Regions from separate parts of the Mus musculus genome. Here region 2 is linked to region 1. Evidence: chromatin loops called from intact Hi-C (ENCODE). Cell type or tissue: heart. All regions are shown on one strand. Each heading gives the region's core, and the rest is flanking DNA. Links, peaks and the distances in the headings are about the cores only. Region 1 overlaps Gm30003 (a long non-coding RNA gene). Region 2 has its middle 41 kb from the start of Tmem270.

Region 1 (15,769 bases), core at 4,474-12,473:
ACCTGAGTTCCATCACCAGAACCCATGTAAATGTAGAAGGACAGAATAGACTTCCTCAAGTTGTCCTCTAACCTCTACATAGGCCGCATGGCACAAATATGCACATGTGTGACACACACACACACACAAAATAAATCAATAAATGTTTACAAAATGATTGGGAATGTACTGAGTGGTAGAGCCCCTGCCTAGAATCCCCCAGGGAGGGGCTGGGGGCGTGGCTCAGTGGTAGAGCCCCTGCCTGGAATCCCCCAGGGAGGGGCTGGGGGCGTGGCTCAGTGGTAGAGCCCCTGCCTAGAATCCCCCAGGGAGGGGCTGGGGGCGTGGCTCAGTGGTAGAGCCCCTGCCTAGAATCCCCCAGTGAAGGGCTGGGGGCGTGGCTCAGTGGTAGAGCCCCTGCCTAGAATCCCCCAGTGAAGGGCTGGGGGCGTGGCTCAGTGGTAGAGCCCCTGCCTAGAATCCCCCAGTGAAGGGCTGCGGGCGTGGCTCAGTGGTAGAGCCCCTGCCTAGAATCCCCCAGTGAAGGGCTGGGGGCGTGGCTCAGTGGTAGAGCCCCTGCCTAGAATCCCCCAGGGAGGGGCTGGGGGCGTGGCTCAGTGGTAGAGCTCCTGCCTAGAATCCCCTAGGGAGGGGTGGGGGGGGCTTGCTTAAGGCCCTTTTAGGGTGCTTGTGCTCCAGGCTGATCTGTTCCCTGGGAGAGGAAGAGAGAGAGAGAGAGAGAGAGAGAGAGAGAGAGAGAGAGAGAGAGAGAGAGAGAGAGAGATCTTGCCAGTCAGAAGAGATGGCAGTCCCTGAGCCAGGAAGAGGGAGCATGGCTGTCAGAACAGAAGGACCTCTGCCCTCCAGGCAAGGGCTGGGGTGTGCAGGACAGTGGCCCACAGAAAGTTCGTCTTTATGGTGTGTTGACAGTCTGACAAAGCACAGGACACTTCCTAAGCACATTACTGTCCCTGAAGACAAGAGTTCGGGAGGCTGACTATAGTAGCCAGATGACCACCTACTGGGATAATCTTAAGGCAGGCTGCAAACTCCTCAGGATTTGAACCACGAAAACTCGGGCACCCAGAAAGGACTGAATCCCCAGAAGAGCCCTCCAAAAAGCTGCCGACACTGCGGTGCTGCCTGGATGCCCCAGGAATCCCTGCTTGTACTGTGTCTAGAATGCTGGGAACTGAGGGCCAATCTGGGGCCTTCTAGAATTGCCTGAGCAACTAAAAGAAGGCAGACAGCTGATGCTGAGAAGAATCACCACTAAGAACTGTGAGTCCCCAAGGGGACAACCATTGTCCAGGTCTCTAGATGGTCCCTAACCCATTTTCATCAGCCTCAGTGTTGATGGTGCAGATATATACAAACAGCACCTGTCTGGATGAGGAGATGGCATCATGGGTAAGAGCTCTGTTTCACAAGCCTGAAGACCCGAGTTCAAATCCCAGGCATGGCTATGAACGCTGCTCGGAACCCCAGCATGGGAGGGCAAACACAGACAGAGCCTGAGAGCTCACTGGCCAGCCATCCTAGCTGAACTAGTGAACTTCTAGTTTTAGTAAATGACTGTCTCACACCAATAAGGCAAAGAGAGGTAGAGGAAGACACCCTACATCCTGCTCTGGTTTCTGCAACCCACATGCATGGGCGTGTGTACACACAAACACACCTGTCCACACACGTGTAACATTCATTCCCCGAAGGCCCTACAAACAGTCCCCTTTGTAGACTGGCTTTTCAGTTCCCTGGTGGGATGCTTTTCTTCTTTGGTTTCTTCGATGTGCGGAAGCATGTTTGTGCACATACCTGCTAATGTGTGTGTACGTGTCTGTGCATGTACCTGTTCACTCGTGCAGGCAGAGGCCAGATGTCAACAGCAAATGTCTTCCTCAGTCATGCTTCACCATGTTTGCTTTTGGAAATTGTGTTTTCAATTGTGTTTGTGCGCGTATGTGTGTCTCTACAAGCACACACAGGTAAGTGCAGGTGCCCATGGGGACCTGAAGGTGGCATTGGATCCCCTAGCGCTGGACAAGTGGTTATGAGCCATGCCATGCAGGTGCTGAGAACTAAACCCAGGTCCTTTGCAAGAGGAGGATGCCGTCCCCTCTAGCCTCTCCACCTTCCATTTAGAGGCGGGTTGTCTCATGGAGTCTGAAGCTCACTGATTGGATTATACTGTCTGGCCTGCAAGCTCCCAAGATCCACGTGTCTCCAGCCTCCCAGCTCTGGGGTTCCAGCACATGCCGCCATAAACAGCTTTCTATATGACCTCTGGAGACTGAACTCAGGTCTTAACCCTTGTGTATCAAGTACTCTACTAAGCTGGTGGTTCTCAACCTGTGGGTTGTGACGGCTCTGGAATTGAATGACACTTTCACAAGGGTCACCTATCCTGCACATCAGATATTTACGTTACGATTTGAACCAGTAGCAAAATTACAGTTATAAAGTAGAAATGAAATAATTGTATGGTTGTGGGTCACCACAACACAAGGAGCTGTATTAAAGGGTTGCAACATTAGGGCGCTTGAGAACCACTAGACTAAGCCTCCCCCCTCAACCCCTCTTCCTTTGTTTCTATAATTTTGTATCAAGATACAATACGCCTACAATAGAATTCACCAATCTAAGATCTGAGTAAAGGGTTTAATCACATCTCTCTTTTTTAATGTTTATAAAGCCAGGTGGTTTCACACACTTGCAATCCCAACATTCAGGAGGTTGAGGTGAAGGACTGGAAGTTCCAGGCCAGCCTGGGTTACATAGCAAGACCCTACAAAAGAGGAAACCAACAAGAATACATACATTGCCTGTGTTAGTGTTTATTGCCTTCTTAACATGATTTAGAATCACGAGAAAAGAGGGTGTTCCAGCTGAGGAGTCACCTCCATAGGAGTGGCACACTGCTGTGCTTGTGAGGCACCACCTTGATTTGTGAGTGACATGGGAGGCCCAGCCCGCTGTGGGCTGCAGCACTCCAATGGCAAGAGGTCCTGGGCTATATAGGACAGCTAGCTGAGCAAGCCAGAAAGCAAGCTAGCTAGCAGCCTCCTGAGTGGCTTCTGCACCAAGATCCTGCCTAGGTGGCTTCCCTCAGGGCTGGACTGTTGTCAGGCAGAATAAGGCAAAATAAATCCTTTCCTCCCTAAGTTGCTTTCAGCCACGGTGTTTACCACAGCGACAGAAAGGAAACTAGAACGTGTGTTAATGTAACTCGTTCTCCTATGGAGACATATTTTCTTGGTTCTAGAACATTCCCCGCTGTCTCTCCTCAGTCCATCAGTGACTTCCAATGAGACGAGTCGCCATGGATCAGATTTGCAGCTCACAGTGTCTTCTGATGAACAGATGTTTCTCAAGTCTAATTTGCCTTGTTAGCTTAATTACTTGGTGCTCTTTTACATTCATTCATTCATTCATTCATTCATCCATGTGTGTATGTACACGTGCCTGTGCACATCACAGTGCATGTGTGGAGGTCAGAAGTTCTAGGGATGTAGAACTCAGGTCACCACGCTTGGCAGCAAGTACCTTTCCCTGCTGAATTATCCATGCCTCTGGCCCTAAATGTGACTTGAGAGAGAGAGAAAAAGAGAGAGAGCCAAACTATCCCAAAGATGTTATGCTAGTTTTCATACATACTCAACATGAATGAGAACTTAAAACTTTTTCCTCTTTTCCTCATTTTTTTTTCAGTCAAGCTCTTTGCCCTCTTCCCATTAAACTGTAAATGCTTGTTCTATATTCTAGATACAACTCCTTGGTTGAGTATGTATTTTCCAAGGATTCCAGTCTTTGTCTTGCCATTGCCTAAGAGTATCTTAGAAGAATGAAAATTTTTGTATTGGGACGGTATCCAATTTATTGATACCTTACATTTTATATATTCGTGCTTTTAGATTAATAACCATGCTGTTGCTCTGGTTTTTAAGATCAAGTTAGGTTTTTGTTATGTGTCCACATGCATGCCTATGTGAATTTGTGTATTCCAGGTGTATGTCGTGTGGGGATTCTCAACCTGTGGGTCGCAACCCCCTTTGGGGCTACCTGAAGTTCATAACAGTAGCAAGATTGCAGCTATGAATAAGAAATGGAATAGAGTTATGGTTGGGGGTCACCAAAAGGGCTAAGAACTGTGTTAAAGGGCCGGGACATTAGGAAGGTTGAGAAAACTGATGTGATACCTTAAGACATCAGAAGACCTTGCTGGATCTCCTGGCACTGGTGTCGTGGATGGCTGTGAGGCACCACATGGGTGCTGGGAATGGAAGCTAGGTTCTTTGCAAGAGTGGTGGGCTCTCCTGGCCTCTGGCCACCTCTCCAGCCCCATTTGCATTTTCTTTTCGTACTGTATCAGCATAGCAGTGATGCTTCAAGGCCACAAGTTCCTCAGTGCTCCCTTCTAGAAACTTCATGCTACGCAGCTTTGCCAGTAGGTCTGTGATCTGCTTCCAGCTACTTAGAAGTAAGCTTTGAGGTGCAGTGACTTCCTCTGGCTCATCTCCACTACCACCACCACCAGCAAAGATCAATTTTGCTAAAATTCCAATTTTAAGTGGCATAGCTAGGCTTGCTCTGCCACCTGTGAGGGAAGACTTAACCTGCTCCAACTGCACACACAACTCTAATCTTGTCACTCACTTACAGCACATGGCTCCCTGTCCACAGACATCACCCCCTCCTCAGAATGTAAATCATCTCTCCATAGCTTTAAGGGCTCATTTTCAATGATCCTCTTGCCTGGAAACCCCAAGACTTGGTGCCGGATGGTTTTGCTTGTCATTTTGACATGACCCAGGTCACCTGGAAGAGAGCCTTAATGAGGAATTATCTAGATCAAGTTGGCCGGTGGATGATTGATGATCAGTGAATCCCATGTCACTATTCTCCAAGCACTGGGGGTGGGGGGAGGGTAGGAGCAGTTCCTAGACAGCATGGAAGTCAGCAAATTCAACCAAGAAAGGAGCAAGCAAATAAGCAAGCATACACTCATTTCCCCCCACTCTTGACTCTGACTGTGGTGGGACTAGTTTGACTGCCTTGACTTCTCTGTTCTGAAGGGACTGCGAGTCCGAACTGTGAGCTAAAACAAACCCATCCTTCCTAAACTTTTGGTCAGAGCATTTTATCACAGCAATAGAATCAAAACTGGAGCATTCCTCATCCCCTCTTGTGTGCTGTGAGTTACTTTTTCCATCACTGTAACCAGATACCTGAGAAGCAGCAGCTTAGGGGATAGAGACACATCGTAGTTTGGAGAGTACTTACCCAGCACGCGCAGAGACCTGACTTCCATCCCCAACTCACCCCCCCCACACACACACACACATGCATACAGTGTGGTCCACCTGTAATCCTAGCCCTCAGGAGGCAGGAGGATCAGAAGATCAAGGCCATCCTTGGCTACACAGCAAGTTTTAGGCTATCCTGGCTATGTAAAGGGACCTTACCTCAAACAAAAGCAACAACAAGCTAAGCCAAGGTAGCAATTTAGGGAAAAGAAGAAGGATTTATTTTAACTCCAAGTTTCATGGTGGTGGGTCTCTCTGAGGTAACAGCAAGGGAGTGGGGCTCTTTGATCATATCTCAGGATTCCAGGAAGCAGGGCCAGAATATAGTAAGTTTTAAATCATGCTCTCCTGGCAGCCCACTTTCTCCAGCTAGGCTTCGGCTCTTAAAGAATCCACAGCCTCTGGCACAGCGCCATCTGCTGGGGAGCAAGTGTTCAAACACACAAGCCTGTGAGGAGCATTTTATATTCAAGGACTAAGTTAGAAATGCCCCCCACCACCTCCGGGTAAAGTTGCCTAGGATCAGCTGAGTGCTTGGACTCTGAAGTCCAAACACTGATGGATGTTATTGTTGTTCTGAGTCAGGGTCTCAAGTAGTCCACGCTGACCTCCAACTTACTAGCTGAGGAGAATCTTGAACTACTAGCTGATCCTCCTGTCTCTACCTCTCAAATCCCGAGATTAAAAGATTGAGCTGCCACACCCACTCTAGGTAGTGCTGTGTGTGTGCCAAGCAAGCACCTTACCAACTGAGCTACGTCCTCAGCTCTCGGCCATGTCTTTATCTGTGTCCTGGTGGTTTTAGCTCAGAGGACAACCAGGACCATCTGTGACATAAATAAGACCATGAGCATTGCACCTTATTTCTGTTCCCCCTTGTGAGTCTCTCATGGAAAGAAGAATCAGGGGAGGGGCAGGGAGGATATAAAATGTGAGATTTTGTTAATGCCAGATCCTGGATGTTGAAGGTAGATCAATTAGAAGCTCAGTGTACAGAGACAACCTGGACCAAGATCCATGCCCTTGAAGGCCCCCTGTAAGTGGCCACTAGGGCCCCCTCTGGCAGCTGCAGGGATCTTGCTTGCAAGATCCTCTAGCTCAGGCCAGGCGAGGAGTGAGGCTGAGGTCACCCAAAACCTCTAGCCCTCTCTGAAACAGCCGCCTACCGCGGGGGAACCCAGGAGGCCAAGTCAACAAAGCCGAAATCATAAAATCTTGAAGGCGTTGAGAGTTTGGACGGAAGAGCAGACACAGAGAGTGGGGCCTTTCCCAGGAAGATTTTGTGGAACAAGAAGAGATTTATGGGTGTCTGGGTAAAGCAGGGCTGTAGGGCAGGGTGGGGCCAGGGTCTGGTGGAGACACGGATATTGCTCGTGCACAGGAAAGATGATAGGTGCAAAGTTATTGCCTGACCCTGCAGGACTGATTTAGGATGTGTGAAATACTGTTTCTTTACTTCAGAGTTCTTCCTAACAATGTTATTTTGAGAAACATGAATGGTTATTGGTGCTTTTATAGATTTTCCCCTAGACTTTGAACACCCAGTTCTCTTTCCTAGGAAAAGATCAGCAGTCAGGGATGCCTGACTCTGCGTGTGCATTGCGTTGCGCCCACCCTCAGCCCTGACCTTGGACTTCCTATAACAGGGTCTGCCCAGACCTCTATCGACTCTTAAGCACGTGTCTCCAATTAGGTTCACCAGGGTGGTAGGCACACATCTAATGATTGCCAGATACACATCATTCAAAATGAAAACACACCTGGCATGCACATGCACACACAAATACACAAATGTGCACACATGCACAGGTAAACTTTTCCCAGTTGCCAACGTTTTACATGAAGAGGAATGAGGAGCTTGGTTTTCTAGAACCTTCCATCTCTTCAAGTACACGTACATGGACACAGTCGTCAAGATCAGAGGTCAACCTCTGCTCTCATTTCTTAAGTGCCTGTCCATCTCGGGTTTTGTTGTTGTTGTTGTGTGTGTGTGTGTTTTGCTTTATGAGACAAGGGCCTCACTATCTAGCCTTTCTGGCCTAGAACTCACTATGTAGACCAAGCTGGCCTCAAACTCACAGAGATCTGTCACAGCTGGGCATGGTAGTACCATTTGTAATCCCAGCTCTCTGGAGGTGAAGGCAGGAGGGTCAGAAGATCAAGAGATCCTCAGTTATATACTGTGTTGAAGGCAAGCACTGTTTACCTGAGACCTGTCTAAAAACAAGAAAGGGCAGGGATGAGGGCATTAGGGGTGCAGCTCAGTTGGTAAAGTACCTGCCCTGAGACTATGAGTTTGATGCCCAGAGCCCACATTAAAACAAAACAAAACAAAACAAAACAAAACAACTAAGCAAGATGGCACACACTTTAATCCCAGTGTTGGGGACGTAGGAGGCAGGCAGATCCCTGGGGCTCTGGGCCTAGCTAGCAGAGAGACTAATTGGCAATTTCCAGACCTGAGAGAGACTTTCTCCAAATCAAGGTGAAGGCAAATGCCAATAATTCCAACTCTCAGGAGGCTAAGGCAGGAAGTTTGCTGTGAGTTCAAAGCCAGCTTGATCCAAATATGAAGACGGGAAAGGGGAGATAGCTCACTTGATAAAGCATTTGGTCCTAAACAGGAGGACCTGGGTGTCACTTGGCATCTAAAGCCAACGTAAAATGCAAAGCTGGAGGGTGGGCTGCTGGGATGGCTCAGAGGACAGAGGTGCCCGCCGCTCAACCAGCTTTACCCAAGTTTGATCTCTAAAAACCCACAGTGGGAGGATAGAGAACTGACTCCCCCAAATTATTCTTCCACTTCCATATGTTCACAGTGGTACACCCATGTCTACACACACATACACACAACTAAATAAATACAAAATAATTTAAATTAAATTAGAAAATTCTAAAAGTCAGAGCACATGCTTATGATCCCAGCTCTGGGGAGGCAGAGACAGGGCGATGCCCTCCACGGGGTGAGGGGTGGGGGGGGGCAGGGGACTGGCTGGCCAGTCTAGCTGAATTGATGAGCCCTAAACCAATGAGAAATGCTGTCTCAAAAACCAGAACTCTTTGGGAAGCAGTTGAGGGAGATTCGGCATCCACCTCAAGTCTCTGCACCATGTGCATACATGAACATGCATAGCTGTATGTACCTGCACATACACAAACACATATGCACACAAAACCAACTCTGAAATGAAAGCCTTACCAAGTGCTAAGGCTCAGAACAAGAAGTCTGGAGACTCGCACAGGTCTGAAGACAGAGGATAGGATTTAGAAACGGGGACTCAGGACATAGAAGGGCCCTACACGTGTGTCTCATGATAAACATGAGTGGTTGAGACTTTGTGGTCTACATACCCCAACCTAAGCCCTCTCTGACCAGGAAGCCATCTGTCCCAAAGGAGGCTGTGGTTCCTATAGCTAGTTCCCCCAAAGACCACTAGACAGGGTCGACAATAAACAGAGCCTCATGCAACCGGCAGACGTGGGAGGAGCCCCCCGAAACAGGCCAGAGCTATTTGGATCAGAGCTGCCGATGAGGTGACCCTTGACTCCCTGCCAGAAAGCCACTTAGCAGCAGCCGCTGGCGCACCGGAGACATCCAATCTGTCAGCACGGGCCGCGTGAGGGCCAGCATCCAGTCCACGGCTCAGAGTCAGCCCAGACAGGCTTAAGACCCTGGCTCATGTGCAGAGTAGACTGAGGTCACCATCCTGAGAGAGCAACCCTCACATAATGCTGAACTTGGGGTCCTCCAGGCTGGCTCTCACCCGCATCCACCTGCCATCGCTGTGTGGGGCAGGCAGGGACAGAAAAGGGCCTCTGGGCATGACATTCACCCCCTCCGATCTCTCTGCTTTATTTTCCTGATGTTTCTTAGATATTGGTTTTTTTTTTCTTTTTCCTTTATCATATACGTGCAGGTACCTTGTGGAGGTCAGTGGACAACCATGAGTGCCACCCACCCCCCCCTTTTTTTTTTTTGACAGGGTCTCTCATTGGCTTAGAGCTAGGTTTCTGGCCAGCAAATTTCAAAAATCCTTCAGTTTTCACCACTCAGAAGCAGGGGTTCCCAGCACCTGCCACCACAACCAGGCATCTGGGGCCAGGGAGGGGAGGGGCCAGCAGAGGAAGGATGATTGACAGGTCTCTGGGTGTGAGAGGGAGCACAGGTTTCCTGGGGTATGGCAAAAGTGCACTATCTGAGCCCCACCATAGCAGCACGGGGAAGAGAGAGACAGTCCCATCTGAACTGCTTAGAGCCTGGAGGTGCCTAAGGGCTGTTCCTGAGGACAGCAGAGGCCTGTGAAGCTAAGCAGACACCGTGGGGTGCCCACCCTCCAAACCATGTATGTTCCAGGCTCCCAATGATGGCTCGGGGTGACGTCCCAAGAAAACGTGAAGCCATTCAGCTCTGTGGCAGGGAGGGCACAGACTTTATGTGGTTTTGGAAATCCTGGCACACTCAAAGCAGGAAACCAACCCCACGCTTTGGACACACTCGCTCTTTGTCTGGGTCTCAGCAGGGGAAGGTACCAGGTTCGAATCCAGCTTGGTCACCGTCCAGGCTAGGTCAATGGTGCCAGCCTTCCACCCAACCTTGGAGAGCCATTCCCTTCCCCAGTTCCGGAATGGTGATGAGATAAATTAGGGTCAGGCTGGTTTATGACACGCCAATGCCTTCAGGGGCTGGCTCTGGTGTGAGGTGAGAAACCCTTGGGAATAAACAGCTTTCCCCACAAAGGAAAGGAGTCTGGGAGGCATGGGGTGGGTGGGCCATGCAGGCCCAACTGGAGGACACTATGCCCTCTCTGGGCAGCTACAGGCTCAGAATTTCCCCAGAAGAGCAGGACGTACCCATCGGATCTCCTAATTTATTCCAAGTAACCCTGATGTAGGACATAGATCTGGTGAAGTGAGGACAGAGAGGAGGTCTGGGTATAGAACGAACACAAAACCTCTGAGACTGGAGAGTAGCTTGGGTGGTCCGGTGCTTACTATGCAGACTTGAGGACCTGAGTTCAAATCCCAAACACTCAAATAAAAGCCCAAGGACAGAGCTAGGGAGATGCCTTAGGGAATAAAGGTGTTTGCTGCCAAATGTAACTATGTGAGTTCCATTCCTGGGACCCACTGCGGAGAAGAAGAGACCTGCTCCCGTGTGTTCTTCTCTGACCTCCACGTGTATACCATGACATAGGTACACACCTACACCTACACATGTACACACAGTATACACACACACACATGCACACATGCACACACAGGTGCACACGCACACACCAACATAAAGAAGCCGGGCAGTGCTGGCACTGCACACCTTTGATCCAAGCACTTGGGAGACAGAGACAGAAGGATCTGTGAGTTCCAGGCCAGCCTGGCCTACAGAGCAAGTACCAGGACAGCCAGACCTACACGGAAAAACCACCCTGTCTCAAAAAAAAAAAAAAAAAAAGGAAAGAAATGTAAAAGCTGCTTATCTTCTCCGGGATTTGCTGGGCACAAGCCTAACCAATCAGTGAGTTCCAGGCTCAGTGAAGAGACCCTACCCTAAAAAATTACAGTGGCGATCATATTTGACATCAATCTCTGACCTCCCTGTAAGTACATATGCACACACACACACACACACACACACATGCACGCACGCACGCGCGCGCGCGCGCGCGCGCGCGCAAACTTGAACACACACAGACAAAACAAAAGGAGACTTGAAGGGCATTTGCATCCGAAGCCTGGGGATCAGGCCGGGCTTGGCTGGATTAAGCTAGCTCCCTTGGTGCCTGGCACAGGCTGAGGCTGGGGAAAGGCCTGTCCTTTTCCAAGGCCTCCTGGTGGAGCAGGGCAGGGAGGGCTCAGGCTCGGGGGGCCGGGCGCGGTCACTCATATCTTCTCCCTTACTTCATCCTCTCCGCTCCCACTTAATGCCTCTTTTATCACACTGGGAATGGAGCCCCTGTGGAAGTCGGGGCCAAGGGAAACTCCATAGCCTGGAGCCCCAGCCTCACCCATCCTCCCCCCTTTACCTGGGTCCCTAGGCTAATACCCTAAGCCTGGGGACGGTCATCAGTGAGCCAGCCAGGGAGAAGCTGGCTGAAGAACCCATGTAGGTCACAAGCCAGGCCTGGACTGGACCCTGCCTCTCCCACACTGTGTTCTGTGCCAGGAAATAAAAGTCTTTCTTTTGTTTCTTGTCTGGGAGTTGAAGCATTGCGGGGCTCAATTGGTGGAATGCTCTCTTGACATCCGGGAAGCCTTAAGTTTGGTCCCCAACACCACATAAACTTGGTATGAGGCCTCATGCCTGTGATCCTGGCACTGTGAAGGTGAAGGCAGGAAGATCAGGGGTTCAAGGTCATCCTGTGATACATAGTAAATTCGATGCCAGTCTCGACTACATGAAACCCTGCTTCAAAAAAAATATTTTTTAATACTTGAATTGCTGTTCCAAATGAACTAGAGAATGGGTTTTGTTGTGTTTGTTTGTTTGTTTTTGGTGTGTGTGCGCGCGCGCGCGCGTATGTGTCATTGTGCTCTGCCACTGTAGTCATTGTTCCCTTGCTGACTCCTGTAATCCCCATTCGTACTGAATTCTAAAAGCCACCCTGAATTGTCATGATCCTGTGTCTCAAGAGGGGCAGAGCAGTGACCGTCCCGGACAGCTGTCATCTTACATCTTAGACTTCCAGAGTAAGGGGTAAAGGCTGTCCATGTCCCCAGACAAGGACGAAATGGAGCCCAAGCTGGATGGAGAGTCCCTGAGCCAGGTCAGAGATGGCATCCTGGAAAGTGAGGGCGGGAAGTATGAACACAGAAACCATGGAAGCGCTGGGAAAAGAGGCTGGACCATGGCTGCGCTGTTAAAGTGCTTACTCAAAAAAAAGTGTGAGGAACTGAGCTCAGATCCTTAGCACCCACCTTAAAAGCCAGGGTGCCAGCATGCTCCAGGAACCCCAGCACAGGGGGTGCCAACACACTCCTGGGACCCCAGCACAGGGCGATGGCGACAGACACACCCTCTGGAGCTTCTCGGCTGTCCAGCCCAGCCGAAAGAGACCCTGCCCCCAAACTAAGGTAGAGAGAAATTGAGGAAGACACCTGATGTCAGCCTCTGACCTCCACATACACACATACATAGTGTACATGCATGCATACACACATACACACCACATACATATATATAGATGTACCATAGACATACCACACATACACACACCATACACACACACCATACACACACACACCACACACACACACACTACGCATACACACATACACCATGCACCCCACACACACACATACCATGCACCACACGTATCACATACATACACACCATACACACATCACACTCATATACACACACCACACTCATGTACATACCACACACACATGCACACACACACACATCTTCTCAAAGAGAATAAGCCCTGCTCATTCAGAAGGATGAGGCAGGAGGATCCTTAGTTTGAGACCAGCTTGTACTATATTGTAAGACCCTGTCTAAAAAAAAAAAAAAAAAAAAAAAAACTTGACCAGAAGAAACAGAATCAGAAGCAAGCAAATGAGTGAACGAGAGAGAAGCTAGATAACACAAAAAATAAAAGCAAAAACCCATTCCTCAATGACACAGGCCAGACTTCTGCCTGGCCCAGTGACTAGGGAGCTCCTGAGAGTAACAGAGAAATTGATGGGCCCTGAAGCAAGTTTAATAAACCCTAATCCCTCGCTATAAAACACTGCTATGGGCGCAGGAACACCACGGCTCTAGGTTGGTGGATTTTTACAGTGTTGGGGGTTGGGGGTGGGGGAGGAGTCTTTTTGTGGTAATGGAGATAGAATCCAGGGCCTGCTTTTCACATGATACACAAGTTTTACACCAACAGTGTCACTAACAAGAAGGGATAGGGGCACTCAGTCACCCCATGTGAATGCCACTGGGATTTGTTGTAGGCAAGGCTTGTCTTATATGCTGACTAGGCAGAACAATGGTATGACATGGAAAGGGGCTGGTGAGGGTGTGGCTCAGTGGTAGAGCACCTGCCTGGAATCCCCCAGGGAGGGGCTGGGGGCGTGGCTCAGTGTTAGAGCCCCTGCCTAGAATCCCCCAGGGAGGGGCTGGGGGCGTGGCTGAGTGGTAGAGCCCCTGCCTAGAATCCCCCAGGGAGGGGCTTGGGGCGTGGCTCAGTGGTAGAGCAACTGCCTGGAATCCCCAGTGAGGGGCTGGGGGCGTGGCTCAGTGGTAGAGCACCCTGCCTAGCATGCACAAAGCCCTGAGTTATACCCCACCTCCAAATACAAGTAAAAACAGCGCAAGAAGACGTTGGGAGCCTTCTACTCAGAGTACACACTCTGCTATGGTGGGCTGGGTGAGCTCAAGCAGTACTAAATAACAGGGACAACTCCTGCACTGTGTATGAACTGCTCTGCTGGGAGGTCTCTGCAGACCTTATACCAATGAATGCTCCCTGACCCTTAGGAGGGAACGTGGATACCATTCCATCTCACCTAAGCAGAGCCCTTCCTTCATGCACACAGCTTTCAACTACTGGATAGACAGAAGAGATGGAATTTGAGCTGAAATCTGATGCCAGTCAGTTGGGGTGGTACACACTTATCATCCGAGACCTTGGGGAGTTGAGCTAGAAGACTAGGAGATCAGGGTCAGCCAAGGCTACACGGTGAGGTCCTGTTTTAAGTGGGGAGAAAGCAGGGAGAGGGTTTATGTAGCTCTCTTAGTAGGATGCTTATCCAGGCTGCACACAGCTCTGGGGTCTTGCTCAGCATGGCCCGAAGTGTTGTACAGGCCTGTAATCCCAAAACTTGCTTAAGAGGTAGTCAAGGCAAGAGGATCAGAGATTTAGAGCTACCACCGGCTACACAGGGAGTCTGAGGCTGGCCTGGGCTAGAGACCTTGTCTCAATTCACAAAACAAGGTCCGAGGAGATGGTGTAGTTGGCACAGGCCCTCCTATACAAGCATGGAGAGCTGTGTTTGGGTCTCTGACACATGCAAAAGCCAGGCCTGATGCACATGTGTTAAAGCTAGCACTGGGTGGTTGGGGCAAAAACAGAAACAGACGGATCTCCAGGGAGCTGTGGGCTCAGTGTGAGACTGTCTCAAAGGATAGCATGAGCAGATACTGGAACCCATGGAAGATACCCAAGGCCAACTTTCGGCATCCGTGTGGACACACATGTATACACACACCTTCATGAACACATGGACACATTTGAGAGAGGAGGAGAGAGACTTGTGCTGAGGGACCTGTGGGCATAGGATGAGATACAAAGGCAAACCTGAGAGCTAGGCTGAATTCTCGACAGACACCCAGACCTCCAGCTGAGCCCCAAGAACAAGGCCATCGTCCTTCGTTTTGTTACGAACAAAAGATGGGACATTTCAATTGTCGACATTGGCATTTGGGAAGGCTCTGGACCAGTGTCTCCAGGTGATAATAGACTCTACTCAGGAAGCAGGAGATGGCTCAGGGATGAAGGCACCTGCTGCCAAGCCAGAATGGCTCTGCACGACCCACATGGTTGGAACCAGCTCCTGCAAGTTTACACACACACACACACACACACACACACACACACACACACACACACTTAAAAGGTAATTAAAAACTAAACATAATATAATATAATCAAGTAATTGCAGGGCTTAGAAGCTCCTCGAGGGGCCCTGCCTAGGCAGGTGTGGACCAGCCGGGCTCTGTCAATCACTGACCAGGCGGGACACATTATAACTTGAAGTTAACTCGTCCAACAGGAGTGTTCATTTCCTCCGTAGCCTGTTCCTTTCTGCATCTTCCCCATCTCAGGAAATAGCACCATCACCTGCCCAGTGTTTGGGGCCAGAAAATTAGGAGGCAGCTTTGGAGTCTCCTGTCCCTCGCCACCCACGTCCCAGCCTCTGCCAAGACCTGTCAATTCTGCCTCCAAAGGAAACGCCAAACCGATCCTCTCCTGTCCAGCTGCCATCCCTGTGTCCAGGCCACTGCCCACTCTCCCCAAGAACAGGTCACAGTGCCTTCCCTGTATCCCTGCCTCCCCTCTGTGGGACAAGAGGCACACACTAATTAGGCCACTCAATGGGGTGTAGTGAGACTCCCCTGAAATCTTAGCACTGGTGAGTTGAAAGTCAGCCTGGGCTACATCTTGAGCTCCCATCTCAAACAATAATAAATGTTGAGGGCAAGCGAGACGGCTCGATGGGTCAAGGCCATGGCTGCCAAACCTGGGCCCATTCCCGGGACCCACATGATAGAAAATGGGAGTGGATGTCTGAAAGTTGTTCACTGTCATCTACATGAATGCCATGATGCATAAACATAAATAGATGTAAAATAAATAAACAAATAAATTAGGGGTTGGGACAGGAGCATTCTTGGGATTCATTGGTCATTCTGTCTAGGCAAACTGGTAAATTTCTGGTCCCAGTGAGGGACTCTGTCTCAAAAAACAAGGTGGGCATCTCCCAGGTTGTTCTCT
Region 2 (15,769 bases), core at 5,163-13,162, 76 kb before region 1:
GAGATGTAGACACATATGTGTGTATAGATGCTGACCCAACACATGTGTGTGTTCTGGAAGAACCCTGTCCTTACCTGGCCAGTTCTCTACCTGACTGTCCTACGTGGGCGAGTGAACCGTGCCAGCGTCATATCCCACCTGGCTGGGATGCCCCAGCTGGTCTAGTATTAACTGTAGTGTGATGAGGATACCTCCTTGGGTGGTAGTGGAGGTGGGTGGGACCACAGCTCAGGATGGTCCCCCGTGGCCGGTCCTCTTGGGAAATTCCTGCCTAGATGTAGGTCAGGTTCCGCCCCAGGCTTGGGCAGACTCTCCTCTTTTCACTTGGTTAATGAGAAGCCTAAATAAGTCCGTCTTTCTGGAAGCTTTCTATCTCCCCCCCCCCCCAACCCCCAGTACCCCTGGCAGTCTGGCTGGGGCTGTTAATATTCCCTGTGTTTATGACCCCTTGGCCCTGAGACAGACTCCTTTCTGTAGCTATTGAAATTAATTTTGTGAATCATGAAGAAGGGGGGGTGGTGGCTTGTTAGAAACCAAGATGATGACATCTTTCTCTTCCCCTGCGGTGGGTCCCACTGGCCAGTTCGAGAAAACAGCCTGTGTTCAGCCCAGCCTGGGGCTGCTTGCCTGGGCTTGGGTACTGTCTCATGCATTTGCTATGTCTTCTCTCCCCCAGGAGGGGGCTGGCCACAGTCTGGATGATTCAGGTCTCCTGACACCTACATCAATGTCAGTGGGAACCGAAGCCCTGGGATCTGTGACCTTCTGGCCCATGGCCCCATGCCCGAACCCTGCACAGGCCTTGGCCTCGGATCATGCCTCTTATATACTTCCCATGGAAAAGGGCTAGCCTGGAGACTGAGCCAAGGCTGACAACCTCTGCTTCGTGTGTCCCCTCACTGGGAGCTGCCCTGGCTGGCGCCGAGCACCAGTTCTAAAATTAATATGAGGGAATTTAGGGAATTTGAGAATGAGTTCCCAGACAGCCATGGCTGCCCCAGGGACAAGGGTCCCTGCTTTCTCTCATCTTCTCCCAATCTCATTCCTCCCATTTCCCAAATTACCTCAGTCCTCACTGGGCAAACGCTATATGCAGTAGGGTCTCTCTCCTCCATCCTACTACCATTTCCAAGTCTCTCTCTCTCTCTTTCTCTTTCTCTCTCTCTCTCTCTCTCTCTCTCTCTCATCTTTTATTTTATATGCATGAATGTGTGTGCACATATACATACACACGTGAGTAGATGAGAAGGCAGGCAGGGGTGTCAGATCATCCGGAGCTAGAATTACAAGTGTTGGTGAGGGTCATCTGGTGCTGATGTTGGGAGCCAAACTCGGGTCATGTGCAAAAGCAGCAAGTGCTCTTAACCACTGAGCCCTCTCCAACCATCATCCCTTAAGTCTCTCATATGCAGCATCTCTTAGGTCACTTCAAATACGATTTGTAGGGCTGAGGAGATGGCTCAGTCAGTAAAGTACTTGCTATACAAGCAGGAGAAGCTGAATTTGGATTCTCAGCATCCACTTACACACACGCACATGCACGCATGCACACACACATTGGATGTGTAATCCCTAAAGCTCGCTGGTCAGCCAGACTTGCTAGTCTGTGAGCCCCAAGTTCAGTGAAAGACCTGGTCTCAAAAAAAAAAAAAGGTGGAAAGTGATTGAAGGATATACCCAACACCAACTCTTGGCATCCACACATGTGCGTGCATGTATGCACTTGCACATGCTAACACATACCTGCACAGACACAAACACACACACAAGTAAAAAGATAAATACACAATAACATACAATTTGCATATAATTGGGTTCATCAAGCACTTTACTGACTGAGCTGTATTGGGCTTCATGCAAATTAAAAACTTTAAAGGACTCGATCTAGAAACAAAAAGACAAAGGCTGGAGAGATTGCTCAGTGGTTAGAGCACGTGCTGCAGTTTGCTGTTTGTCTGGTAGTACCCACATAGAGCGGTTCACTACCACCTGTAACTCCAGCTCTGGGGGATGTTTGGATCTGTTTGAACCTCTGCAAGCACCCAAACTCACATGCACATACATACATACATACATATATACAGACAGACAGACAGATGTATACATAGAGACAGACACACACAGCATAAATAAAAATAAAACAAATCAAAAGACAGACTGTAGGACAAAAGAAATATCTGCAACCCCCCACCCCCCCCCATGACCAGGTCTTGCCAGGTAGCCTGTGCTGGCTTGCAACTCATTGCATTACAGCAGGCTTAACCTTGAACTTGTGGCAATGTGCCTTTGCATCTTGCATCCTCTTATTGCAAGTGTGCGCTACCAAGCCTGGTTTCTGCGATGCTGGGAAGGAGCTCGGGGCCTCATGCCTGCTAGGTGAGGACTCTACCTCAAGCATTCAACCAACTGAGCCCCTGGGTCCTACGTTCCTTCTTCATATGTGAAAATCCAACTGTCCCAGCCTATCTGTTTAAAACACAAAACAAAACCATCCTTTCTCCCCCTGAGTAGCTTGGGCACTCTTGTGCAAACTCTATCGGCTGGAATAGCAGTAATTGCGTGCTGATTTTATTCCATTGGCTCTGTCTGTTCTTACACCTGCTAACAGGCTGTCTTGATTAACATAGTTTTGTCACATACATGAACACACACATGTGCATATGAGAAAAACAAAACCAATCTTTAAGAAATACTTTTTAGGGTTAGTTCCCCTCTCCCCTTCTTCTTCTTCTTCTTCTTCTTCTTCTTCTTCTTCTTCTTCTTCTTCTTCTTCTTCTTCTTCTTCTTCTTCTTCTTCTTCTTCTTCTTCTTCTTCTTCTTCTTCCATCTCTAAAGACAACACGCTTGGATTTGCTGGAGTTGCATGTTAAGTTATTTTCATCAGCACGGCTACTGGCTTTGGACACAGTTGCCATCATGATGGTATGCAATCTCCTCCACAACCATGGGGTACCTTCCCATGTATTTAGACACTATATTTCTTCAGTGATATTTCATTTTTGGTATACAAGTTCATTTCTCCTAGGTATTTTTTTCATGCTAATACAAATAAAAGCTCTCAGTTATTTCCCATCCCCCCCCTTCTTCTTCTCCTTCTGATCTGAGTAATTTAAAACAGGATTTGATGTTTGACATCTTCAGCCACCAAAGAAATGTAAATCGAAACCTCTATGATGCTAGATGTGGTGGCAAGAGGCTGTGGTCTCAGTGCCTGGGAGGTGGAGGCAGGAGGATTGCGAAATTCAAGATCATTCTTAGCAGATAATGAACCTGGGCAGTGTGAGATCTTGTCTCAAAAGTAAGGCACGAAAGCAGAGGAGAGACTGTTTGGGAAGAGGAAGTGGGAGTCTGACAGGAGTATGATTTTTTTATCATATCTATGATATAAATTTGATCAGGCATACAACATATGCAAGTTTGAACGTGTCACAATAAAATCCTTTTTGTAAAATTAATACATATTAATATTTTTGACATTAGGGATTCATGTAGCTCAGGTTGTCTCATCTCATCTATGAGAAAACTGACAGACCTCTTGGCCTTTTGTACACGTGTGTTGTGTGTATGCGTGTAGGGTGGCTGCACTCACTTGCACATACATGTGTGATGGCTATAGGTTGACAGAGGGTGTATACCTTTATCAAATGCCATCTTTCTCTTCTTTTTCTTGTGTCTGTGTGTCTGCAGACAGACAGACAGACAGGGACAAATACACAGACACATAGAGACAGAAAGGGAGACAAACAGACAGACACACACACACACACACACACACACACACACACACACACACAGAGTTGGAGAGTGAGTGTGTCCATGCACACACACAGTGTCCAGAGGAGGCTGTCCAGTGTCCTCCTCTATCTCTCTCCTCCTCATTCCTTATGAGAGGTCTCACTGAACTTGGCACTGGCTGGGCCACTAGGAAGCCTCAGAAATCTTCCTGTCTTTTCTGTGACCACCACTGGAGCTACAAAGTGTGCGTGCTTCCCTGGCTTCTCACACGGGAGTTGAGGACCCAAGAACAGGTCCTTGTTTGTCTTCACAGTGAGCACTCCTACACGATTGAACCATCTTCCCATCCCCTATGTCTTTGAGACAGTGTCTCACAGAGCCTGGGGCTTGCCCATTTGGTTGGACTGGTTGCCCAGAGAACACCTAGGATCAGCCTGACTCTGTCTCCCAGCCCTGTTGATTCAGAGGCACCCACCACTGTGCCCTGTGCTAGGGATCAGAACTCGGGTTCTTATACTTGCACCACGGCAAGCAAGTGACCAACTGGGCTACTTCCCCAGCCCTGCGAGTTCTGTTTGTACCTCATTCTTTTTCTTTTTTCTTAAAACAGGATTTTGCTAGAGCTGTCCTGGAACTTGCTCTGTAGAACAGGCTGGCCTCACACTCAAGGGGTCCGCCTGCTGCTGCCTCCTGAGTGTTGGGATTAAAGGCAACCCCCACCCCACTCCCTCCCCCCCGCCCCCCCCCCCCGGGAAAACTTCCATTCTTATTAAAGACTTCAGCGGTCAGCGCCACACCAAGAAGCTTTTTACACCAACATGTTCCAAACCTACTGTAGAGTCAAGTGCAAAGGAGATGATTAGCCAGATCTGGTCCAGCCCAGCCTCTACTGTCTCCACCCCCTTCCATAGCACCTCCATCCTCTCCCCACAAGATCCCAGCTGCCTCCTTCCCATTGCTTACCCACCTCTTCCTCGTTGTCCAATCTCACACAAGCTACCGCCCTCTGGACCTATACCAGCCCCTTGCTTGAGCAATCACAGGCTGACAAAGTGATTCACGTCCTCTCTGCTGCCCGGGGATGTAGATAGCTTGCCAAGCATGCACAAGGCCAACAGTTCGAATCCCAGCCCATGCATAAACCAGTAACACATTACTGCATGCTTGCAATCCCAGTACTGGAGAAGTAGAGACAGGAGGGTCAGAAGGTCACATTTATCCACTGTTAGTTCAAGACCAGGAGACCCTGTATCAAAACATGTGAATAGGTCTGGGGAGACAGCTTAGTTGGTAAACTGAGGACTGAGACTTGGATTCCCAAAACCCCACATAAAAAGAAACTGGGTGTGGTGGCATGTGCCAACAATCCAGGTGCTGCAGACTGGGGGGAAAGGGGTGGGGGCCTGGACGGGGGTGGGGGTGGGGGAAACAACAGGAGGATTGAACAGGACAAAGTGTTGAAGTTCCAGGCCAATGAAAGAACCCATCTCAAATGTGAGGTGGAAGGATCCTGAGGACAGGTTGTCCTCTGACCGTCACCCCCACTGCAAACTAAAGGAAATCAAACCCAAACCGGAGATTTGCGGAAGGACTGAGTGGAGCTGATGGGGGAGAAACTGGGGGATCTGTAGAGCCTCGAGAGGCGTCGGGAAGCACAGATTATTTAGTGCAGTGTTGATCTGAACTGTAGAGACCCGTGACCAGTAGCACTCTGAGCAGGGTCTGCAGATGTCCTTTGTCACCTTAGCTTCTACAACAACTCTGCGACTCTCGAGACAGGCATGTCCCCGTGCCGCAAGTCCAAGCATTTCCCAAGCATTTCAGGGTCTGAGCGTGGATCCTGGAGCTCTGAGCTGCAGCAACCATCCTTTCTCCACCCCCACCCCCGACCCGTGTCTCCTGCCAGTGCTTAATCACTTCCATCTGGGGCTGTCAAGGCTCTAAAAATTTCCAAGCTCCTCCCCACCCTGCCCCTCCCGGCTGCCTCCTTAGCTTTGCCCCACCGTACCCCTGATGGCATCCTGTAGGACACCCCAGCTTCTCTTTTACATGTGGATTGCACAGAGGGGCTTCTCTGAGGGGCCACGCAGGAAGGACCCCAAAACCCCTCACCCTTATCCCAAGGGAGGGCTTCTCTGTGCTGGAGAACGGGAAAGCTGAAAGCCTTCTGTCAAATAAGTTGTTGAGAAAATGGATCTGGGCTGACAAGAGACCTCAGTAGGTTAAGGCAGTTTCAGCCAAGCCTGGAGACACGAGTCCAATCACTGGACCTACACAATGGAAATGGGAACCAGGGGACAGTCTGCAAGTTGTCTCCTGACCTCCACATATGCACTGTGGCGCTCTCTCTGTCTCTGTCTCTCTGTCTGTCTGTTTCTGTCTCTGTCTCTCTCTTTCCATGTGTGTGCGTGTGTGTGTGCCTCTCTGTGTCTCTTTCTCTTTCTTACACACAAATAAAGTATAATAAAATTTAAATAATCTTAAAAATAGAGATGATGGGTCTGTCTTACAGATGGGGAAGTTGAGACTAGAGTCGGACAGGTTGGATCCAGATTGCAGGGCTCAAACCTAACATGTTGATGGTCATCCCTCCTTTCTTTTCCCCAGTGACAAGACATACTTAGGAGCCGAGAAGTGGGGTCTTCCCACGCCCCTGGAATCCCCGGAAGGTGGTCTACTTTGTAGGGAAGTTTTTGTACCTAACCAGTGTTCCCAGGGACACTGCGTTCCTCAGGGTGAGGGGTGGGGTTGAGGGGACGGGAAGGGACTCATCCCTCTAGGAACCTCCCGGGAGACCTGCAGTGCCCCAGTTTATGGGATTTGAAGTCTGTAAGCCGCCTTGACCCTTGTGGTTGGACTTGGGTGGAGCTCGAGGAGGGCTGCAGGAACCCACTGGCCCTTCTACATGGATGGAGTATGTATGTGTTTGGGTGTGGTGGGTGGAGCAGAGTCTAGTCTAGAAGTTTCCATAGCTTGAAAGACAGAGCAATTCCCAAGGGCCCCTCATTCTTATTAATGTTGGGATCCTGTTCCTGACAGTCCCTCACCCACCTGCAAGCCTCTGTCTACACCCTTCCTCTGTCAGCAGGACTGACTCCCTAGGTCATGGCATTCCCACCCAGAGGTGTGCCTCACCCTGACCCTGCCGTAGCTCCCACTTGGAATCCAGGCACCTCCATGTACCCACTGCTACACTCCTTCTGGTCTCTTTGTTCAAATCCAGTGAGAGGGCCATGCTTCCTCCTGCAGGAAGCCTTCTTGGGGGTGACAGACAGATAGACAGACAGACAATCATTCTAAAAGGAGATCTCACACCAATGTTGACCACTGCCTCATGGGTCCAGTTCACATCAGGGCTCTCTATGGATCCAGTTTATACCGGGAGTGACCACTGTCTCAGGGGCAGGTCAGCTCACACCCAGGACTGACCCCTGCTCCATGCATGGTACCAGTTCACACCCAGAGCCGACCACTGCCCCACAAGGTCAGCTCATCCATGGGTTGATCACTGTCCATAGGGTCGACTTATATTCCAACTGACCACTGTCTTAAAGGGTCAAATCACACCAGGGTTGACTACTGTCCCATGGAGCAGCTCACGAAGGCATATAATAACCACTGTACCACTGGGCCATGTCACATGAGGATTGACCACCCACTGCTGACTGCCATCCCAAGGGAGATAGCTCACACCATTCTTGCTTCCCCACATGGCCAGTTCGTACTCATTGCACTCACAAGCCTACTGCTACTCTGAACGTACCTTTCAGAGGAGACCCCCACGGCCCTGCCTCATGGCCCGAGAGCCCGAACAGAGCCTAGGGTTCACACCTACCTGGCTTGACAGTCCAGAAGTGTTTGAGATGCCCTCAGTGGGGCCCAGCCTTGGATTATGATGCCCAGGAGTTCACTGAGGCCTGAGAAAAGAAAGACAAGGTAGAATGGCTGAGCCCTGCCTGGGTGGGAGGCTAAGAGGGTAGAGTTTGGTGCATGTGACAGGGCCTGTGAGCAAGGACATGAGATTAGGAAGGGGAGCGAGGAAGGGCCTGAGTCCCCCATTGCCAAGGTCAATGTCGGGCTCTTCCTATGCCCCTTCTCTTTGTCTCCCTGCTTCCGAGTCCCCCCGTTCCTGTGAAGCCCCTTCTCCTTCATGAATCCCACATAGCAGAACGCTGAGTATTGGGTGGCCAGCTGTCACCCTGCTCCAGGTCTTGGTGCGGTGGCCTTTTCCCAGGGAATGTTCCAGAGCCAGGCAATTTTTTTTTCCCGGGGAGCCTTCTAGCCAGATCCCCCCTCCCGTGGCATGCTGGGAATGCAGTCCCGTGCACGCAAGCCCTTGTGCTTGCCCGGTGGACTTTTAAGGAGCGAACAGGGAGAGAGCTGAGTCCCTGGGCTCTGGTCTGGCCTGACTGTCATCAGGATCTGGCCCAGGCCTGGCAAGGACTTGGCTGGGCGCCCCCTATGGGGACAGGTCTCAGAGCTCCCAGCAGGACAGAGTCTGGGCAGGAAGTATGCTAGCTCAATTTGGGCTTTGTTCCTGTTCCCTCACTAGCTAAAGTGTGCTTCAGGTTCAGCACCCCAGCTTTTCCATGGTAGGGGCACCAGGGCAGGAACTCGGGGTCCCTAGGCACTTCTCAGAGTGGCCTGAAGCTTGTGAACATAAACGTGCCCTGGTTTCATTGCCAGCGGCGCTTTTCAGCCTTAGCCTAAGCTGCTCCCCAACTCTCCCCAGATTTGACAGTCTTTCCCATTTCATGATTAGAAATTAAACCTTGGAGGGATTAAATACCGGGCCCAATGCCTTGGGAGGAGGAAAGATGGGATTTTAAGACCAGCCTCTTCCTGGGTGTGGTAGTATGCACCTTTTCAGAGACCTCTGGAGACTGAAGCAGTAGGATTGCCTCAAGTTAAAAGCCAGCCTGAGATATATAATGAAACTTTGTTCCTGGCTCTAAACAAGGTTATCCCTTGCCAAGCTCAATGGTATAGGAATATTACTCCAGCTACTTAAGGGGCTAAGGGCAGGAAGACTGCAAGTTTAAGGCTAGCCTGGACAACTTAGTGGTACACTGTCTCAAGGTAAAAAGTGAAAAGAGAGCTAGGTGTGTGGCTCAGTGGGAGAGCCCCTGCCTAGAATCCCCCAGGGAGGGGCTGGGGGTGTGGCTTAATAATAGATCACTTGTGCACCATTTGCAAAGTCCTGGTTTAATCCCCAGCACTACAAGCTACACAAATCTGTCCTTCTATGTCTCAGTCTCAAAGCACAAAGCACAAGGCAGAGGTAGCTCATGCTAGCCTTCAACTCGGTGTTCTCCTGCCTCAGCTTCCCGAATCCTGAGACAACAAGAATGTACCTTCTCACCGAGCAAACAAGGGACTCGTCTTAAACAAACAAACAAACAAACATGATTTTACTTCTTAAAAGGCTGATTTGCATTACGTTATGCAGGTGTCTATGTCTCTGTGAGTAATCATATATGTATGCAAGTACTCAAGGAGGCCAGGGCTGTTGGGTCTCTGGAGCTAGAGTTACAGGCCACGGTGAATGACCTGCTGTGAGTGCTGGGAACTGAACCCGGGTCCTCTGCTGGATCAGCAGTTGCATTTACCATTGAGTCACCCCTCCATCTCTCTGTCTCTGTCTTTCTGTCTCTGTGTGTGTGTGTATGTGTATATGAGTGTGTATGTGTGTATGTGTGAGTGTTTGTGTGTGAGTATGTGTATGTGTGTGAGTGTGTGTTATTGTGAATGTGTGTGAGTCTGTTCGTGTGTATGTGTATGTTTATGTGTGAATGTGTGTGTGTGTGCTGTGTGAGTGTGTGTGTGTTTGTGTAGGATGGTATGTGAGTATGTGTCTGTGTGAGTGTGTATGTATGTGTGTGTTTGTGTATGAATGTGTGTGTTTGTGTAGGATGGTATGTGAGTATGTGTCTGTGTGAGTGTGTATGTATGTGTGTGTTTGTGTTTATGTGTGTGTATGAGTGTGTGTGTGAGTGTGTGTTTGTGTATGAGTGTGTGTATGTATGTGCAATATTGATGGAGTTAAGAAGAGGCTTTCGGACCCCTGCGCTTGAGTGATTATAAATGGTTATAAGTCATCTGACATGGGTACTAGAAACTCAACTTGAGTCCTCTGGAAGAGCAACAAGCACTCCTAACCATGAATCTGTCTTTCCACCCACAAACAGGGACCTCCTAACATCTGCTCTTGGCCCAGTAAAGTTCTCTGGGGACTTTGTGAGCACAAAGTGGGTGGGGACCCATCTCCTTTTTCTCTCTCCATTGTTCATCTGCCCACTCCTCTGTCCCATTTCTCTCTCTCTCTCTCTCTCTCTCTCTCTCTCTCTCTCTCTCTCTCTCTCACACACACACATACACACACACACACACACACAGAGGGGGGGGGACACTTGCTTTGAAGATTATGGTGTAAGTGGGAGGCACAGGTCTGGCTTGAGACGACAGGGCTGGGAAACATAGCCACAGTGTGTGGTGGACTCGGCATACATTAGGGTGCATTGGTATTGTGCACAGCTGTAGCTTGTAATTTGTAATGTTTTCATTTTTTGAGAAGGGCTTATATAGCCCTATATAGCAGAGGCTGACCATGAATTTCTGATCTTCCTGCCTCCACTTCCCAAGTGTGTGGGATTACAGTAGTGTGCCACCATGCCTGGTTTACACAGTGCTGGGGAAAGAACTGAGGAACCAAGGGCTTAGTGATGCCAGGCAAGCAGTTTACCAACTGAGTCCCATCCCAAGCTCATGATTTGGCTTTTGTTTTGTTATTTTGTTTTCAAGACAGGCTCTTACCCTGCAGCCAGGCTGGCCTAATTCATGCTAATTCTCCTGTCTCAGCCTTGGAGTTCTCAGCTAAAGGGCTAGGCTGGTCTCAAACTCACAGAGATCTGGTCTGCTCTTTCTCCCCAAGTGCTGGAATTAAAGGTATGCACTATCATGGTATGCATGGGACACATGAATTCAAAGGAGATATGGTTTACTCTGAAATGATGGTCTGACACTAGGGTTGGCTCAGGTCTCTATGCCAGCTGATGAATTAGAAACGAAGAGTCTCAGCCACTTTCAGTCCCAGGTCTCCACATCACCACTTGGGACTATGTCTTTCCATCCACTGGGGGAGTCTAGGTTCCTGCTCAAAATGGAGATTCCAGGAAGAGGCTGGTGTCAGGGCATGGCAGTATAAAAGGGGGCTCACGGAAGACAAATAGCTGGTGTGGGGGTGGGGTGTCGGTACTATTTGTCTCAGTGTCCTGGCTCCCTTTCCATCCCTGGACATGGAGTAGGTAGTTAGCTTCTCTCCCTCACATCCACGCCCCAGCCTATGCTGTCTGGTTCCCAGACGTGGCCTCAGTTTATGGGGCCATGTTCCCTCCCCGGCCAACTTGGCGGCCACTTCAGACACTGCTCTCGTGCCTGACCACCCCCTGCCTTGAAGAGAGCTGAACACAGTCTGCAGTCTCCCACCCAGCCGCCCCCACCCTGCTAATCCTGGGCGCACCGAGAGGCCAAGAATGTCTCTCGCATACTCTGGCCGGCTGGGCTGGCCATAAAAAAAGGGGCATGAATCATGGGGGTCCCTGCCTGCCAAATGTTCACTTGGGATATGTTCGAGGCTGGCTGTGCCCAGAGTGCATGGGGTGGAGTGGGGTGGGGAGGGGAGGGGGAAAAGGGAGGGAGGAGTTGAGCTGGCAGCTGGGATGGATGCAGAACAGTTCGGAGAGGGTGAGACTGTCTGCGGCACCCATGCCTGGCGGGAACACGGAGATCATGTTATAGAGCCCTAGGGTTCTGGAATGACCCTCTGTTGGCTCTCCTGAGTCCCATGAGAGTGAAATGCAAGATACTTGGAATGCTACATGCACAGCCACCTATATAACTTATGAAGGCCAAGCATCTGGCTTTACAGGTGGGGAAGTAGAGGCTCCAAGAGGGTAGAGGGTCCAGCCTGGGCTCACACATCCTCTACAGCTACTCCATAACTGTGACATGCACTTGCAGGTGACCTCCACTGTCTCTCTACTTTGCTCCAAGCACTTAAGTAGCCCACAAATAGTGTTGATCTGAGTTCATTCCCTAGCTATAAAACCTATATCTGCCTATCTTTCTTCTTCCTTGTAACCTTGATCTTGGAGGGAATCCAGGGATGCCTGGTCTTATCTGTACGCCCCACCCCCAGTCACTTGTTCAGAAAATATATACCCACATCTGGACATCCACAGGAAGTGGTAGCCACACTGGGCAGTTGTGCCCTCACTCTCTCAAGACTGCCAGTGTTCTCTGGCCCTCCCCAAAGCACTACCTGTATATTCTTGTCCTAACAGTAACATTTCAAACAGTCCCTTGTAGGGCCAGGTGTTGCTACAGCTGCCTCCCACTGCCCTGTAACAGTCAAATTTCTTCAAAGCTGTGTTCACACCCCTAACTTCCTCACCACAGATCCTTTCAGAACTCTGGGGTTCTGTTCTCCTTTTTTCATGTGTAGATGGATAAATGGAGCTGGGGCTACCTGCGTTGGCCACCATTCCTCTTCTCCCTGCCCCCTTCCGAGCCACCATTTATTGCTGACATTCCTCCCATCAGGCCTCAGCCTGCCTTCTGACTCTCTTCTCAGCCCCTCATATGAGTAGCCTTGGGTCACGTCCTCTTCTCTTGTGGTCCTTGTATTTGGACAGGTTTCTTCTCCTTCTGGACTTGGTACCAAACACACTAGGCTGGAATCACCAGCCAGGTCCTTACCAGGGCTCCAGATTGGTGTGCCTGGAAGCAGGCTTGATGTACTTGACAGAGAAGCCACAGGATCTCACACTTGAGACCTGGGCTCAGCCCCTTGCTGTCCTAGCCCTGCTTTTCTCTAGGGTCAGGTTCCAAGTGAGGGGTTCCAAGCAGAGAGCCCACTTGTCCTCTCTCATCCCCAGTTTTGGTCTTACTGGTCAACCTTAGTCAATTGGTTCTACCTAGTGAGTCTATTCTTCTGCATTCTTAGTGCTGGAGAGGGACTCCAAGGTCTCCAGCACACTGCAAATGAGCTACACATCCAGACCCTAACTAGAAGATTCTAGGATGGTATTCTGTCACTGAGCCATGCCCCCAGCTCCTCCCTGGGGGATTCTAGTCAGGTGCTCTACCACTGAGCCACGCCCCCAGCTCTTCACTGGGGGATTCTAGGCAGGGGCTCTACCACTGAGCCACATCCCCAACCCCTCCCTGGGAATTCTAGGCAGAGGCTCTACCACTAAGCCACGCCCCCAGCTCGACACTGAGGGATTCTATAGGCAGGTGCTACTGAGATCTGCTTCCAGACCATCTTGAGCCCATTTCATTTGCCATTGCGGTGTCTACCTCCTTGCCTCTGGGCTCTGCCCTTTTCTAGTCTGATCCTCCACAGGGAACCAGAAGGGGTTCCCTCAAGTATAAATGTGACTTCTCTTTCTCCTCTGCTCAGCATCCTGTACTGGATCTTCAGTGCCTGTCATTTCTGGTTCTAACACTCTCCCCTTTCCCCTCCCCGACGACATCTCATCCCCTGCTCCTCCTTCCACCTCCATCCCCCACGTTCCACCCAAGTGCTCTCTTTCCTTGTTCCCCCATACAGATTACTGACTGTCTCCTGCCTTTTACCTGCTGCTCCCTTCCGTTCCCCCGACACAGTCTGCCTGAGTCAAGTGTCTTCTCTTGGTTGGTGCTGGGAGATGGCTCATCGGGTTAGAGCACTCTACACAAGAGTTAGGACCTGACAGAAACCCCAGCATCCATGAAAGGCCTTAGCTGTGACTATAGGCATCTGCAGCCCTAGAGATGTCAGACAGCAGAGGCAGGAGGAGTTCTGAGGTTTGCTGACTACCAGTCTAGCTCCAGGTTCAATGAGAGAGCCCATCTGAAGGCACTAAGGTGAAGAGTGATAGCTCAGGATGCCCCTACCCTCCTCGTGCACAAAGGTGCATACGCCACACATACTCTCTCATACATACACACCTCCTCCTCCAAATTGTTTTTAAACTCTTTTTTCTGATGGTGGCAATACAGAAGTACAGTCTCAACATGGTGGTTGTGATTCCAAAGCCCAGCGGGCCTATATAAGACTGTTTCAAAACAAGCCACCTCCTTGGTTAAGCCTTCCGGTATTTCTCCTTTGTCCCTGTGACACCCAGTACTAAGACTGATCTCTCATATTGAGACCCTGCTAAACTAAGGCCTCTGAGAGCCCGCATGAGTCTATCTATCCTTCAGATCCTTCCACAGACCCTGGAATGGAGCAAGTGTTGAACAAAGTCTACTAGGCGATGACAAGATGAGATGACTCACTCAGTTGGTAAAGTATTTGCTTTGCAAGCACAAGGGTCAGAGTTCAATTCCCCAAAGCCATGTCACACGCTTATAACCCCAGTGTTGGGGACACAGAAGCAGATAGATTGTTGGTCTCACTGGCCGGCTAGCCTAGTCTAGCTTACTTAGCGAGATTCAGACTGGTGAGAGACCCTCTCCCAAAATAAAACAACAACCAAACCTAGCTCCCTGGAGGCAGAGGCAGGTGGACCGCTATGAGTTCAAGGTCAGCCTGGTCTATAAAATGAACTCCAGGTCATTCAGGGCTACATAGAGAGACCTTGTCATAAACACATCAGAACAGAACAGAACAAAAAGCAGGCTGAATGGGGACTGAGGGAGAGCAGCTGAGCTAGGGTCTCCCCCAACCCCCAGGTGTCTTGCTCCTCTCTGGAGACCCCTCTGTTCTGAGGCCAAGTGCCTAGGCTGTATCTCAAAGCCCCAGCAGGTCTGAATCTAGAGTGTGTTTACCACTCTCTTGGCATTTTGTTTTATTTCGAGGCAGGCTGGCTTGTCTCAAACTCACAGAGGTCCACCTGCCTCTGCCACCCGAGGGCCATGTGTGTGCCACCACCCAAGCCTGAGAGCCAGGGATGGAAAGAGTCATGTAGCTGACCAGTCACTCAGTACCTATGAGTGGTACTTGGCTTCACTCTAGAGGCACGAGGGGCTTTGAGGCCCCAGGAAGGGGATACAAGATCCATTTCCCCATTCTTTGCCAGGCCCATCCTGGAAACCCAAGCTGAGAAACAAGGCGGATGGAAGCCATGAGGGAGACAGATTTTTGTGCAGCGCCCTTCAATCTGTTTGCAATAAAGGGGAAATGGAAAAAATGTTAATTTAATTTGGACGGGGCCCTGGGGAGGACGCTCATGCTATGGACTCTCTGCTTGCAGACTCCAGTCGGGGAGGGCGTGCAGGGCCAAGGGTGAGATGCCAGAATGTTCCCCCACCCCCCATCTGGGTCCGGATTCTCCCTCCACCAAGAAGCCTGCTCACTGCTTCTCGAATCTCGTACCTTCTAGTCATGCATGAGAACCTCATTTGGGAGGTGGGAGGTCCAAGTGGCTTCGTTGAGTTCACCTCCCTGAGGACAGCCGGTACTCTGGAGGGGAACCTGAGCTGTGGAGATAGCACAGTCATCAAAACACTTGCCTTGTAAACATGAGGCTATCAGTTGGAGCCTCAGGACTCAGGTGAAGCAATGCTGGTCCTGATAGGTAATCTATCTGCTTGGCATCCCAGCTCCGAGGAGGCAGAAGGCAGCTCCTGAGGCTTCCTGGCCAGCCTGCCTAGCCTAACCATCATGCTCTGGGCCAGTTGAGAGAGCCTGTGCCACAAACAGAGGTTTGGAGTGTGGATGGAGGAGCAGTGAATGGCTCAGTGGTTAAAGGTGCCTACCACCAAGCCTGGACAACCCGAGTTTGGTCCCTAGGACCCACATGGTGTTAGGAGAGAACCGACTCCCACCGTCCTCTGACTTCCATAGGCACCCCACACAGTCAACAAGTGTAAGGAAGGCGCCGAGGACCAACACCTGAGGCTGGCCTCTGACATCGATACATATGCACATATATGTACCTGCCATCAATGCATAAATCCACACATGACTTCCCTAAGCTAGGACATTCTAGTCCCTTCTTGTCTAAGAAACCATTTGGCACCTCTTCTAAACTTCTATAATCCTTAC

Evidence for each region. Peaks named below come from ENCODE experiments on the same cell type or tissue, not always from the same donor. Only the 100,000 strongest peaks of a DNase experiment are listed, where the experiment ranks them.
Region 2: a loop joins it to region 1, with 2.0 times the contacts of the local background. A loop is called at or near these places in 4 of 42 quality-filtered maps.

What each region holds. Positions count from the first base shown.
Region 1 is chr5:134,781,472-134,797,240 of GRCm38, reverse strand. The region is part of intron 2 of Gm30003 (a long non-coding RNA gene); the gene reads right to left. Among named protein-coding and RNA genes, the nearest start is that of Eln, 42 kb to the right of the region's middle. In heart, for the core only: a CTCF peak has its summit at 5,710 (motif pointing left); DNase peaks (open chromatin) are centred at 8,860 and 11,290; H3K27ac peaks cover 3,163 bases.
Region 2 is chr5:134,857,703-134,873,471 of GRCm38, reverse strand. No RefSeq gene overlaps it. Among named protein-coding and RNA genes, the nearest start is that of Tmem270, 41 kb to the left of the region's middle. In heart, for the core only: a CTCF peak has its summit at 8,194; a DNase peak (open chromatin) is centred at 8,121; H3K4me3 peaks cover 348 bases; H3K27ac peaks cover 1,430 bases.